2 separate regions of the Homo sapiens genome follow, and region 1 is linked to region 2. Evidence: chromatin contacts called from ENCODE Hi-C or POLR2A ChIA-PET data. All regions are on one chromosome and are shown on one strand. Each heading gives the region's core, a stretch centred on a gene start or an enhancer-like site at or near the end of the contact. The rest is flanking DNA. Distances are from core to core; before and after follow the strand shown. Region 1 holds the start of ARV1 (ARV1 fatty acid homeostasis modulator). Region 2 holds the start of ARF1 (ARF GTPase 1).

Region 1 (6,854 bases), core at 1,472-3,971, 2.9 Mb before region 2:
GGTAAAATAAAGAAGGGAAAGAGTAGCAGGAGACTCCATAGGGCCTTATAAGCCAGTTCAGGGATTCAGGCCTTAACTCTGAGATGGAAAATCATCAGAAAGTTTTGGTCAAAGAGATGATATGATCTAAATTACATTTTTAAAGGATCAGTCCCTGGCTACTGTGTGGAGAGAAGACTGAAGAGGTACAAGGATGATGTAGGGAGACCAGATAGGAGTTACAACAATAGTTCAGGTAGACATCATGGTGGCTTGGATGAGGATTGTAGCAGCAGGAGTAGTGAGAAGTAGTGGATTCTGAACATAATTTGAAGACAGAACAGGATTTGCTGAATACCTGAATATGGGATGTGAGAGGAAGAGTAGAAATAGGGATGACACCAAGGTTTCTTGGTCTTAGGAGTTAAAATGGTAAAGTTGCCATTAACTGTGATGGGTATATTTGAGCTGTCTATTGAAATCCAAGTGGAGAAGTCAAGTAGGTAGTTGGACATTTAAGTCTGGAGTTCAGGGAAGAGGTTCAGGGTAGAAATATAAATTTGGAAATTGTCAAAATTTTGACGGTATTTAAAGCCATGAGACAGAATGAGCTCTTCAAGGGAAAGCATGCAGACAGAAAGAGGCACGATGACTATGCGTTGGAATACACCATGATTAAGAGGTAAGGGAGGTGAAGCAAAAGCAGAAAGGAGATTGAGGGGTAACAGCCAGTGAAGTAAGAAGACAATAAGAAGAGCACTGAATCCTGGGAAGCGCACACAGCATTTCAAGGAGGAGGAAGTAATGAGGTAAAATGCTGCTGATCATTAACTGAGAATCGACTACTGGATTTAGCAAAGTGGAAGTGGTGATCTTAACAAGAACAGTTTCTAATGAAATGCGGGTGGGAATGTGACTAAAGCAGGTTCAAGAGAAACTAGGAAAGGAAATAGACAGTACAAACATATCTTAGAAGGTCTGCTTTCTAATTAAGAAGAAAAAGAGCAGAAGCTAAAGGGGGAAGTGGCAGCAAGTGTATTTTGTTGGTGGTGTTGGTTTTTTTTTTTTTTTTGATGGAAGAAGTAACAGTATGCATGCTGGTGGGAATGATCCAGCAGAAGGCAGAAGAAGACAGTACAGTAAAGAAATAACAAATGCTAGTATTGGGTTTATGTTGTTGCAAACCTGGTGGAAGTTCTCTTCTGTTTTCGCAGTGGCTCATGCCTGTAACCCCAGCACTTTGGGAGGCCGAGGTGGGTGGATCATTTGAGGTCAGTTCAAGACCAGCCTGGTCAACATGGTGAAACCTGGTCTCTACTAAAAATACAAAAATTAGCCCGGCGTGGTGGTGCAGGCCTGTAATCCCAGCTACTTGGGAGGCTGAGGCAGGAGAATTGCTTGAACTTGGGAGGCAGAGGTTTTAGTGAGCTGAGAGTGCCCCACTGCACTCCAGCCTGGGTGACAGAGGGAAACTCTATCTCAAAAAGAAAGAAAGAAAGAAAAAAAAAACCGAAATAAGATTGCCAGAAATCATGAAAGGCCTATATGAGGTTAATCGTCACAAATTTGTTTTTCCCCAGCAACGTACTGCTGCATGGGTACAGGGACAAGACCAGGCAATATGTTGGATTTAACAAGGGTTGACATTTTGACAAAAGAGGGAAAGTACTTGAGAGAGGAACAGGAAATTGAGGTTGTATGCATCAGAACGTTATGTGGTTGGCAGATTATACAGGTATACACTCAGTTTGTCAATTCTCTTGTATATTACTACAGACCATAATTTACTAAAGAGATTAGAAAATCACAAGATCTGAAATGGGACAAAAATGTACTGTCTATTCTGTGACAGGTTCTTTGCTAATTAATACCCCCAAAGAACCTCCAACTTTGTAGACTCTTTAAACATAAGATTATTCTCTCTGCCGTAAAATAAAGAAGGGAAAGAGTAGCAGGAGACTCCATAGGGCCTTATAAGCCAGTTCAGGGATTCGGGCCTTAACTCTGAGATGGAAAATCATCAGAAAGTTCAAGGTATTCTACGAACACCTTGAAATGAGAATTTTTACTTCCTCACTTTTGGGTTTTGTACCACCAACGTCTAGCATAGTGCTTTGTACACCGTAGACATCCAATAACGACAATTGATGAAACCTTTAAAAAGCATCGTAGGTGAATTCAACATGGGTTGTGGAGGGTAAGGATGGTACCATCTCTCTGTCAAAGGGAGAAGAGCTAGAAGGAAGTAGCTTTGGCATGAACCAAAATGTCAACCTAATTGATCTTTAAATTTCTCTGCAAAATGCCCACATCTACCTCTGTCTGTCGGTCCGGTCCGTTCGCCGGCTTAGGTCATATCACCCAAATATGCCCCAGTATGAGAAAAGCGCTGTCGGGTAGCTGAGTTCTCTATCAGTACAGATATTCATGCAAAGATCCCGGGCGGGAATGTCAACTACCGAACTAAAGACTGTATCAGAGGACCCTGCTCCTCGCGGTCCCCAAATCCCGCCGCGCCATTTTCTTCTCAAGGGCACCCCACACCTGACAACTCACACAGATGGTTATCTTCAGCACACCGTGGTTATAGTCTCGGTACAACTCTTTGGCCTCCTGGTTGCATTCGATGCACCTGTACTGGCAGGAGGCCGAGGCAGCAGTAGGAGTCGCTGCCACCCCATCCACGTTCCCCTTCCCCTGCTGCAGGCCGCTCCGCCCGCCGTTGCCCATTTCCACTCAACTGCAGTCCAGAACTTCCGATTCTGTGGAGGGTAAGACGTCAGACGCCAGACCGGAAGACTTGCGCCGCGCGGGCTTATTGGGATTCGTAGTCCCGGCACCGGCAAGGCGGCCCCGGGCTGGCCGAGCTGGGACTACCATTCCCAGCACACAATGCTTCTCCCCTTGTCCCGCCCCCTTGCCACGGTCCACCTGCCCGCCGTAGGTTAGAGGCGGGGAGGCCTGAGAGCCGGGCAAGGGCTGTCGCGCATGCGCCTTGAGGGAAGATGGCACCTGCCGGCTGCTGCTGCTGCTGCTGCTTCTGGGGCGGCGCTGTGGCCGCCGCGGGCGCCGCCCGGCGTGTCCTGCTGCTGCTGCTGCTGGGGGTCCTGTCCGCCGGGCTGCGGCCAGGCGCCCTGGCCACCGAGCACTACTCGCCGCTCTCCCTGCTCAAGCAGGAGCTGCAGCACCGGCAGCAGCAGGAGGCCCCGGCGGGCGGCGGCGGCTGCAGCCCGCAGTCCGGGGACTGGGGGGACCAGTACTCTGCCGAGTGCGGCGGTGAGTGGGCGGCGGCGGGCGTCCGAGTCGGCCGGGGCGGCGGGGCAGCGGGGCTGGGGTCCCGGGCCGGGGTACGGGTCGCCCGGGCCTCACGCCTCCGGCTGCGGCGCGCGATCCGCGGGAGCCGGCTCGGCCAGGGGTCCTGGCGGGCAGCTTCCCGCCGCTGCCACCCACGCCGCCGCGCGCCCTCCTGCAGCCGCCTTTGGGCAGGGCGGCGAGTCGAGAAATGAGCTGACAGCATGCTCCTGGGGCCAGGGCGGCCTCTCTCCTGAGTCTGAAGCAACTGTTGGAAGGGTGGCGGAGGAGATGGCAGGTGGCCCGGGGCAGCCCTGTTCCCGCCGCCGGCCTCCCGAGGATGCCGAAGGGGCGAGGGAGGGGCGGGCGGACGAGCAACCAGCCCGGCGGCTTGCGGAGCCCGCCCCCGGAGGGAGACGCCTGGCACATCTTAGGCCTGGAAATCAGGCTTCCTGACCTCCCGGGTTAATGTCTCGTATACAACAGTTCCTAAAAATTGGATCCCTGGAATGGAAAAAAAGAGCAAGCCCATCTTATCTGCTCGTTGACATCTTGCTTCCAGTTGTTTAAGATCAACCTGCGATCTGTCAGGTGTCTCCCAGAGGGAAAAAAGGCCCCTGCAGGCCTTGAGCCTGTGTGTCAGTGCCGTGTGTGTATTGGAGCTACGCCAGCTCATTCATTAAGAATGGGCGCTATTGGCTTCAGTTTAATAAATCATAGCAGATGCCTCTGGGACAAAATACGTGTGTACATTTTTTTGTTTTGAAGTTCTGTCGTGGGTCTTTTTACCCATCAATCTCCTCCCTTTCTCTTTCCCCCTTCTCTATGTGAGTTCCCTTATGGCTTGCTTTGGGAAGGACCGGGGTCTACCGAACCCACTGGGAGATGGTTGCTTTTAAGACTTGGCAGTGGTTTTCTTCGGCATTGTGTACCTGGGAAAACAATACCTTTTTTTTTTAGTTGAGATGAGACGTCAAGATTAGCACAATCTGATTTCCTTTTAGTACAGTCTGACTTCCTTGAGGAAGTGTCACTCACTGAGAGGTTTGTGACTTTTTTATTTTGCGGTAGGCCTTAGCTGGTAACGGCGTAAGTAACACGGCCAGCCTTGCACGGTGGAGAAAGAATGGCATTTACTTACCTCTGTCACTTTCTGTATCTCTGAGCAAGTGAATTACCTGTCTTTGTAAAATGCCTCCTCTGTAAGTGGAAAACACTGTTCACCTAATTGTGGGGTTTTATTTTCCTCACGAGGGTGCTGTGAGGGAAATGAGAAGTAGCCGACATATATTGAGTGCTTGCTGTATGCCAGGTGCTGTTATAAGTGCTTTAGGTCTATGAGCCTAGTATATTAGTCTATCAGAAAAACAATAACCACCTCATTAGATGGTGGCTCATTTTCTCAGATGAACAAACTGAAACATAGTGAAATTGTCATCTTCTTGAGATCCCACAGCTGCCAAAGGAGGAACCCATGAAGTCGGGCTCCAGACAAAGCCTTTGTCCTAACCATTAAGTGGTTGTAGGTAGGCAAACCACATCTGAAGTATTTACTTGCATATGGTGCATGTTGGGTAAATTTCCCTTTCTCCTTTGCTCATGTGGTGCTCACTGGCTAAAGGAGCCCCAGCGTTTAGACAGTAGAAGGTATGTATCGATTAATACTATGATATCTATTGGTATCATTGATGTTGGTGGCTTATTTGATTCTTTGGCATCAGGCTAACCACCAGTATTTAAGAACCCTGTTCAAGCCAGCTCTGACTTGTATTACGATATTTCCCTGGAGGATGAACACTGTATCATGAAGCTGTAAACATAATTTATTTAGATGTTTCTACCTTCTTTTTCTCTCTCCCATGTAGTACTTATTTTTTCTAGCTTGGAATTTAAAATTTACTGTTGCAAATGAACGACCTGAGTCTTTCAGATCACCTCCCCTGGCTGTGTGAGTAGCTACCAACAGGTGCTAAAGTGGGGCAGCTGCCGCTGTGGTCACCCAAGAAGTCATTTCCAGAATCAACTACTTGGAGCTCCAGCTGTTTCCCTCAGCTTTCCTGGCTGCAGTATGCGACAAAAGCCAACTCTGTTGTTGTAGGGGCTACTGAAATACTTCTCATTTCTCCCTCTTCGCCCTGGACAACTATGTAGAAGCTGGACCCTATGAAACCTGTTTCATTTCTTCTCTGTCCTAGGATGTGGGGATGAATTCGGGATTTACAACTAACCGTGCCATAGCCTGAGGGGCAGCTGATGCTCTGTATCCGGAGACCCATTTGAGCAACATTAGGGTCTAGACAAATGTCAGGATCCAGAACTAGTCAGTTCTTCAGAATCATACAGACTTGGCTTTACTAAGCATTGATCATGCCATCGTCTCTTGCTTGCCTGTCCAGCCACAAACCTGTTCATATCAATCCAGCACATATACTGAGGACAAACACAGCAGCACAACCACTTTTCAGAATCTTTCCCACAGCTTTCAGGTTCAAATGGCTGAGCTGATGCCTGCTTGGGTCTAAATTTAAATCTGCATACCTTCTTACAAGCAGTATATGTATTCCCTTGAGACAGAACCGCCAGTGATTGTACATACAAGGACAGTGGCTGGTGGGAGCCCACCAATCCAAAGACAACACACTAGCAATGGCTGGCCCAGCTATGCACACCACCGTCACATGGCATCCATGTCCCAGGGAACAGCCTAATGCTCAGTGGGCTGAGCCCCACCCAGATCTACTGCAGAAGTGACAGGCATGGATGTCCCTCTGGTGCCATATGTCTCAGCTTGAGCTTTGCATGTTTCCTGATCCGCCCTTAATATTTTCTACTCCACATTTTTACATTTTACCTTTTTGATATTTTATTTATTTTTACCTTTTTACTTGAAAAGCATATAACCACAAACTTGTCTTCTCTCTTTGTTTACTTGTAGAGAAAAAATATTATTTTAAAAAAATGAACACTGTATTGTACATATTTTAAAAATAAAAGTAAATTTCCTGTTGCCAAAGCCCTATCTTTAATTTGTAACTGTCGGAGGAAATGATGAACAGAAGTATTTTTCCAATTCTTTCCTCACTTTTTTAGTTATATTGTCATAAACACTCTGCAATCTTTTTTAATCCTTTTGATACTGAAGTAGGTGCTGTTGTTTTTTCTATTTTTTTAGAGACAGGGTCTTGCTCTGTTGCCCAGGAGGTAGTTCATTGGTGCTGTCATAGCTCACTGCAGCCTTAAATTCCTGGTTTGAAGCCATCGTCCTGCCTCAGCTTCCCAAGTAGCTAGGACCACAGACGTGTGCCACCATGCCCAGCTATTTTTTTTTTTTTTCTGTAGAGACAAGGTCTGGCTATGTTGCCCAGGCTGGTCAAACTCCTGGACTCAAGCAGTACTTCCACCTCAGCCTCCCAAAGTGTTGGGATTACAGACGTGAGACACCGTGCCTGGCCAATGCTGTTTTTAATCCCCATTTTACAAACTGAGACAGAGAAGTTAAGGTTATACAGTAAAGAGTAGAGCCAGGATTTGAACCTGACCTGACCATTTGTGTGTTATCTTCAGTAATTGTTGCATATTAGTAT
Region 2 (7,079 bases), core at 1,843-4,342:
CCACTTCATGCTGTACACCAGCAGTGAGCCCTGGGCCTCAAGGGTGTGGGAGAATGTCTGCCTTCTAAACAGAATCATTTTCAATTGCTGTGCCTGTGAAAATCTGCCTGCCTTTTATGCTTTCCCTGTCTCTTCTCTTGTCATTTAGGCTTCTCCTGTTATCAGGGCCTGTAAGAAGCACCACCCTTCCCAGTCTGTTGGCTGACAACCGGCTGCAAGCCCTTGTTACCACTGTGTGAGAACCAGGAAACCAGGATTAGTCAAGGACTTTATGGCTTATCAGCCAGCCTCACTGTCTCCCCATCCCTGTAGGTGGCTGAGTGACAGGACCCTGGGGGAGGACCTGAGAGCCTCCTGGGAACAAAGAGCATCCAGGACATGTCTGTCAAGTCGCTAACAAGGTCATCTGACCCACCTGAGAATGTGAAACTACCTATCTGGACGGTGCGGCAGCTGCGCAGCTGTAAGGCAATAAATGCAACTATGCCTTAGAGAGCTTGTAACAATCACAGGAGAATATTAACCTGAGGATGAAGGCAAGTCCTGGAATCCCAACATGAAGGGGCCAAATCTTTTCCAAAAGACCACTTCAGACGCTACGGGCAGAATGCCCCTACCAACCATCCACGCCAATGAGGAGCAGGCACAACACAGAAAACACAAGTTCTCATAATTTAAGATCCCCACTGCGAGGCCTTTTCGTGTTTCTCTCCCAATTATCTTTGACAGTGCACTCTATTTCCTTTCACCCTCTTGAATTTACGGAGGTGAAAGGTCAAGGGGAGAGAATGCCTATGAGAGACAGTATGGGCCCGCCAGCCCAGGCTGGCTGCAGCCTCTTGCTCAGGAGAATGGTCACAGCTCAGGAAGAAGTGTGTAGGAAAGCTTGGTGGAGCCTGGCCTGTGAGTAACAGCAGGTTTAAATACACCAAGGAGACATTTAATTTGAAGAATCTAAAAAGAACTGCTTCAGTTCTCTGAAACCATGGTCATATACTACTCCACGTGTGAACTTGCACAAGTTTTTTTCTCTTAGGTCTACTTCCATGATCACCGCAGCGGCTGACAGTCCATATTAAATTCTACTGAACTGAAAAATGAAAGGTCAAATGCATCTTCCTATAGTTTCAAGCCTGTCTGGTCCGTAGGGGCAGATGAGCAGTTGAAGATGTCTGAATGTCCTCTCCATATTGTGCAAGAGGTACAGCCCATAGCTAGACCACATGATGTACAAAACCAGAACTGTGAGGGGCACAGAACCAGTTTTTGCTTTTCACTCACAGTCATTGTGTGACTCAGCTGTTGTCCAAACCAACTGTTTCAAATCTTTTTCAACTAGCAAATCCGAAAATCTGCCTCACAGGCAACAGCATATTCCTACTGCTGCAGTGATTTGGATTTATTTTCAACAAGATACGCCTGAAGACAAGTGACAGCTATTCTCCAGTCTACCAACATGTGAAAACATGGACAACACACTCTAACAATGTGTCCAATGAGATGTGTGACTAACATTTACACTACTCAATTCTTCTCAATTTTGGACCCAGCTAATAGTACGGCATTTCAGGACCTTATGGTTCTGGCTACCTAGGCAGTGCTGGTGAAAATTCAAATTAAATGAGGACACCATCCATGCGGTCACACGTGTTAGACAATGGCTAACGCAACAGCAGAGGGCCACAGGGGCCGCACACAACTGCACCGCGGCATCTCACACTCCTCCCAACACACTGCGGAAAACGCCAGAACCACCAGCCTTGCAACAGCCGGCAAAGAAAACTGCTGACCACTAGTTCTGAAACAAGAACTACAACTGCCCACTCCAACAGGGGCAGTGGCACCAACTCTACAGCTCTCAACTAGGCGGCGACTTCGGGGACCATCCAAAGCCTCCGACCTCCCTTCTTTTCCTGCCCGCGATTCCGAGTGCATTTCTGCTCAATTCCTGCAAAGCAGCAACTGGCTGCCTGGACTGAAAGGGAGTGCCAGGAGGTGCCGTCGGAATGGTTATTTAACACTCTAGGTGCGCACGGCTGTCCAGCCCCAATCTCACACGCCGTAACCACCCAGGCTGTGCTCCGAGAGAGCGCTGGGGCCGGCCTCTGCGGCCTAGAGTCTGCGAGCAGGTCGTTCCGCAGGCAGGTTAAAGATTCAGGTAGGTTAAAGATTCACCAGCTCAGAAGAGGCCTTCTTATCTACTGCCGACAACGTCAAGGAAACCACCCTGGAGTTAAAGCGAAGATCGACCGGCCCTCTGGAGGCCACCGGTGCCCTGAGTGCTGACCCCAAATTGCGTCTCACTGGTGTGAAGGGAGGCACTCTGGGCTCCCCCGGAGGTCCACGCATTCCGTTCAGCAGACAGGGAAGGGCACGGGGTTCCTGTCCACCTGCCCGCCCGCTCTCACCACCCCTGACCCGGTACCGTCTTCACAGCAAACACGAACTGGATGGAGTCGGGAGGCGAAGATGCAAGCCCCCACCACCTACATGACCTTGACGGCGTCTCAGGCCGCCCGAGCCTCAGTTTCCCGGTCCCCGAGGCGGGGGTCCGCCCGGATGCCGCTCGCTCGCCTGTACTCGGGTGGGGGAGGCCCCACGACCCCCACCGGCCCCCGCGGCCGCTAATCCCAACCGTCCACGCGCGGGCGGCCTCGGGAAACGAGAAAGGCAGAGGCGAGGGAAGCAGGAAGCCCAGGTTTCCTGGAGAAGAGCCCGGCGTCCAAGCGGACTTCCGGGCGACGGGCGGGGGCAGGGACAGGCAGAGGAGGACAAGCGGCCGCGAGCGACTTCGGGAACCTGTGAGGGGTGCGAGGAGCTCACCGACCCGCCCGTCCGCCCAGCCCCGACTCCGGCCGGGCCCCAGCCTCAGCCCGGCCCGTCTGCGTCCGCCCCCGGCCCGGCCCTGTCGCCGCCGCCGCCGCGGGGGTCGACGTGCCCTTCGCGAACCTCAAGTCGCCCCGAGGCCAGTCCCCAGCCCCCGCCGGCTCCAACGTCTCTGCGGCCCACACCGGCCCGCGCCCCTCGCCCTCACCTCAGAGGCTGCTGCTCCGAGCCAGGCGTTGGTTTTGCTCCCACAAGATGGCGGCTCTGACGGCGGCCACGTCAGCGCCTCCGGGCGCGGGGCACGCCGGGTAAGGGGCGGAGACGCCGGGAACTCCGCCCACCGTGCGCCCGCGACGCAGGCGCGCTGGCTCCGGTAGGGCTGCAGGGGGCGGGGCCGGGGACACCCTGCCCCGGGCCGCGGTCTTAGCTCGCGCGCACCCTAGGGGCGCGCACCCGTCTGCGCCTGCGCCTGTGAGTCTTCCGCGAAGACAGCCTGTGGCTCACTCCCGCCCGTTTGGCGTATTTGGAGACTGAGGCCCGGGGGGCTCCTGCAGCAACTGGAGCTGCGGGGCTGGTTGCCACCTTCCTCCTCCCACACCCGGCAGTCACCGGGAGGCCTCGGGGACTGCGTGAGGACGGGGGTGCGAGGCGCCCCTCGCCGGGGTTGGGGTTCCTGGCTCCCAGGCTGCGCGGGTCCACGTGCCCCGGCCCTGTGGAAACCTGTGGCACTCGCGGGGCCACGGCGGAAGGTCCGAAGGCGGGAGGCTTGCTGTGTCCCCGCACTGGCCTCGGCGCCCCGGCGGCCGCAGTGACGCGCGGGCTCATACCTGGGCCCGGAGCAGACGCCGGGGAGCTGGCCGCAGATGAAGCAAAGGAGGAGGTGGCCTGGGGACCCCGGGGTGAGGCGGGGGCCGTGGGGGTGGGGCCCAGGGTTGGGGACGGCCGCCCAGAAGGGAGGTCACAGTGGTCTCTAATGAGCTGGCCTTTAAGCTGAGATCCAGTTGAGGCGGAGGAGATCCCGCTCTCAGGCACCTGAACAGAGGACCGTTGCAGTCCCTCTGTGTTCCGTGTGCTGGAGGCCTGGCTCTGCCCACCACCCTCAGGTCTTCTTGCCTCTTCCCTTGTGCTGCTGTGAGGGGTTGGGCTTGTGGGAAAGTGTCCCTGCAGCACAGTGCCCTGGGTATTGTGGAGGTCGGGAATCAACCTGATTTGTGCAGGCCGAGGCCCGGGGGCAGGGCCTGAGGGGTGGGATCACTGGGCCTGGCCCAGGCCTCCTGCGCCCCTTTGCTGCCCCCATCACCTACGTTGCTTGCCCCTTGGGCAGGGCGTCCTCACTGCCTCTGGAGGCTGCGATGGGCAGATCTCTCCCCCAGGGCTGCACCTGCGGGGGCTACGAAGGTCCCCAAAAGCGGTGACCCTCCTGCCCCCAAATTTAGTCCCTTTTTCTGCCTGGGGCTCCCTTCCGAAATCTCACCTCTGTGAAGCTGTGGCAGGGTTGTCTGTTTAGGGGAAGGACGTCTCCCACCCTACAGGCATCTCAGATACTCTTGGAAAGCCCCAGGGAGGGTTGTGGATGCCTGTGGAACCTTCTGGTTGTGCTGCCTCTCCCTGCTCAGCCAGAGCGGGGCCATGTGCGGACATTTCACGGGGGTTACATGTGGTTATGGCCTCTTTAGGGCTGAAGGGACCTGGCTTTGGTTCTCTGCTGGCAGAGCGTGGCCAGGGGTGGCTCCAGGGTCACTGAGCGGGGATTGTGTGGGAACCAGAGCCTGCCTCCCCTTCCTTTAAAATACTTTTTATTTATTTATTTATTTTTGAGATGGAGTCTTGCTCTGTCGCCCATACTGGAGTGCAGTGACACAATCTTGGCTCACTGCAATCTCCGCCTCCCGGGTTCAAGCAATTCTCCTGCCTCAGCCTCCCAAGTAGCTGGGATTACAGGCGCCTGCCCCTATGCCCAGCTAATTTTTGTATTTTTAGTGGAGACAGGGTTTCACCATGTTGGCCATGGCTGGTCTCGAACTCCTGACCTCAGGTGATCCACCCGCCTCGGCCTCCCAAGGTGCTGGGATTACAAGTGTGAGCCACCGTGCCTGGCCCCTTTAAAATATATATTTTTTAATGTGAAAAAATGCAGACAGGAAAGAGTGTATGTCAGATACATGCACAGTTTAAAAAGTAATAAAATGGATTCCTGTATAGCCAGCCCTAGGGTTAAGAAATGTACCTTCCCCAGCCTGGGCAACATAATCTCTACAAAAATTTTACAAAGATAGCCAGGTGTGGTGGCACACACCTGTAGTCCCAGCTACTTGGGAGGCTGAGGTGGGAGGATCGCTTGGGCCCAGAAGTTCAAGGTTACAGTGACCTAGTAGGACTGTGCCACTGCACTCCAGCCTGGGTGACAGAGTGAGACCCTGTCTGAAAATAATAATAATAAAAAGTCCCTTCCTGCTGATTCTGTGCTCCTGGTTTGGGCTCCCCACCACCACCGGGGCAAAGATGATGTCTTCAGGCCAAACAGGCGCAGGGGAGCCCAGGTAGTCACACCCAGATTTCTGCCCCTGGAAGGAGACCCACTAGGGAGTTAAGAAGTGTCAGGCAGTGAGTTCCTGGGGTAATTGAGGCCCAGGTGCTCCCCCAACGCTGCCTAGGGAGTAGGGATCCCTTTCTCTCTCCTCTGAGGTCCCTGGGATCAGATGAGGTTTAGCCAAGAGGGGTGGGATGAGCTGACTGGAGGGAGGGGTTTGGGGGCCAGGCTGGGCAGGGACCCTCCAGCCTTCGTGGCCGCCTCCATTGTCAGTCTCAAAGACGCCAGCTCAGGTTGGGCTGGGCTTCTCTCCTCTGGGGGTGGCTGCACCCGAGAACCAGGTCAGAGACAGGGATGCCAAACAACAGAACGGGCTGGCCTCCTAGGGAAGGTGGCTGGAAGGACAGATGGGCTGTCTGGGGCAAAGGAGCAGGAATACCCATGTGGGAGACCTAGTAGGCAGCCATTGTGGCTAGGTGAAGGGGACCCCAGCCCACCTCAGGCCTGGCAGGCACTTTGGTCAACCTCTGAGTGCAGGGCTATGAAGTGTGCGGCATTTGAGCCAGGCCACAGATGTTCAGAGAGGTCTCACACGTACCTGATGTCACACAGCTAGGATGGAACCCCTCTGGAGCTTGACTACTCCATGCCCAAGTCTGCTTATTGCCAACACCTTTACTCTTTCCCCAGCCCTGCCCTCCCTCTTGGGGAACAAGCACTTTGGTGCCTCTGCAGACTGCAATGTTATCTTGGATTCCTCCAGTGATGGGGAGCTCACTACTACACCAGGCATCCCAGGACAGAGTTCACCTCTCTGGATATCCTGCCCCACTCTGTCTCCAACATGGTTGCTCTGCCCGCTCTCTCTGTTGGGAGACTCTAGGTGGGCTAAAGCTGGAGAATCACACTGCAAGATGCCAGGGTGTTCTGCAGGGTGGCGCTGCCTCCACCAGAGTCAGTACTTCCTCCTCACGCTCAGGGCTTAGTCCAAACACTCAACCTCTAAGACCTGTGGCAGGAAGAACTCATACCCTTAAAGACTTCTCTGGGGGGTGAGGTGGGGATAGGACCCTGCTGTCCCCTCTGCCTGGCCCTGTTTCCTTCTTCCCCAGACCCCTACCCAAAGCCTACCCTCTGGCTGGTCACACCACAGGACCTGGAGCACGCCACAGGAATTATTACGGCTATGCTGACTGCATGGGCCCTGGGAGAAGCCCCCACCTCCCAGCTCAGGGTGGCCCTGCCCTGCCTTCTGGGCCTGGGCTGGGGTCTGGGGTCATTCGGGAAGCCGGTGGCCAGTGGTGAGGGTCCCAGCGGCTTGCCTGCACTACACAGTGGCTTAGGAAATTACAGTTGAGTTCCGTGAACTCCAGGGAGTTTGCTCACAGTCGTCTGATTTCTGGTCCTTTTAAAGCATCACCTGTTTCCCCTTATATTCACTCCGGCCTCAGTTTCCCCATCTCCTGCCAGCCCTCCAAACCTCAGATGAAAGCCTAGAGCTGCACATGTCCCTCCCCTGGACTAGCTCTCAGGGGACCTTGTTTTCCCAGGCAGGCTGGCTTCTCAGGGAAAGGACTGTTTTCTCTCTGGTTCCAGCCTATTGTCATGCCTGGGTGGACAAATGGGGAGCCGGTGAGGTGAGCACCCTGGGGAGGGATTGCAGAAAAGCACATCTTGGCTCTTCTTAACCTCTGAGTGACATTTAGCATTTCCTCCCATCTTA

What was found. Hi-C counts contacts between places; a loop is a spot of excess contacts on that map. ChIA-PET counts read pairs that join two places held with the same protein, here RNA polymerase II (POLR2A). Pooled maps may share reads with other maps.
Region 1: a loop to region 2 is called in a map of CD4-positive, alpha-beta memory T cell, with 16 times the contacts of the local background. The contact joins the promoter of ARV1 here to the promoter of ARF1 in region 2. A Hi-C loop is called at or near these places in 1 of 168 maps with a recorded cell type or tissue (CD4-positive, alpha-beta memory T cell), 2 of 37 single-sample maps with no recorded cell type and 11 of 50 pooled maps. POLR2A ChIA-PET finds 5 or more read pairs at or near these places in 1 of 52 experiments (activated CD4-positive, alpha-beta T cell).

Annotation. Positions count from the first base shown.
Region 1 is chr1:230,974,961-230,981,814 of GRCh38, reverse strand. ARV1 (ARV1 fatty acid homeostasis modulator) reads right to left here and starts at 2,721. Exons shown (of 6, transcript NM_022786.3): 1 at 2,536-2,721. The coding sequence starts at 2,709. It overlaps TTC13 (tetratricopeptide repeat domain 13), which reads left to right and starts at 2,954. Exons shown (of 23, transcript NM_024525.5): 1 at 2,954-3,255. The coding sequence starts at 2,985. RefSeq lists an enhancer at 2,490-2,789 and silencers at 3,070-3,329, 3,350-3,639.
Region 2 is chr1:228,078,721-228,085,799 of GRCh38, reverse strand. ARF1 (ARF GTPase 1) reads right to left here and starts at 3,092. Exons shown (of 5, transcript NM_001658.4): 1 at 3,035-3,092. RefSeq lists silencers at 2,706-2,805, 2,836-3,655, 3,666-3,795.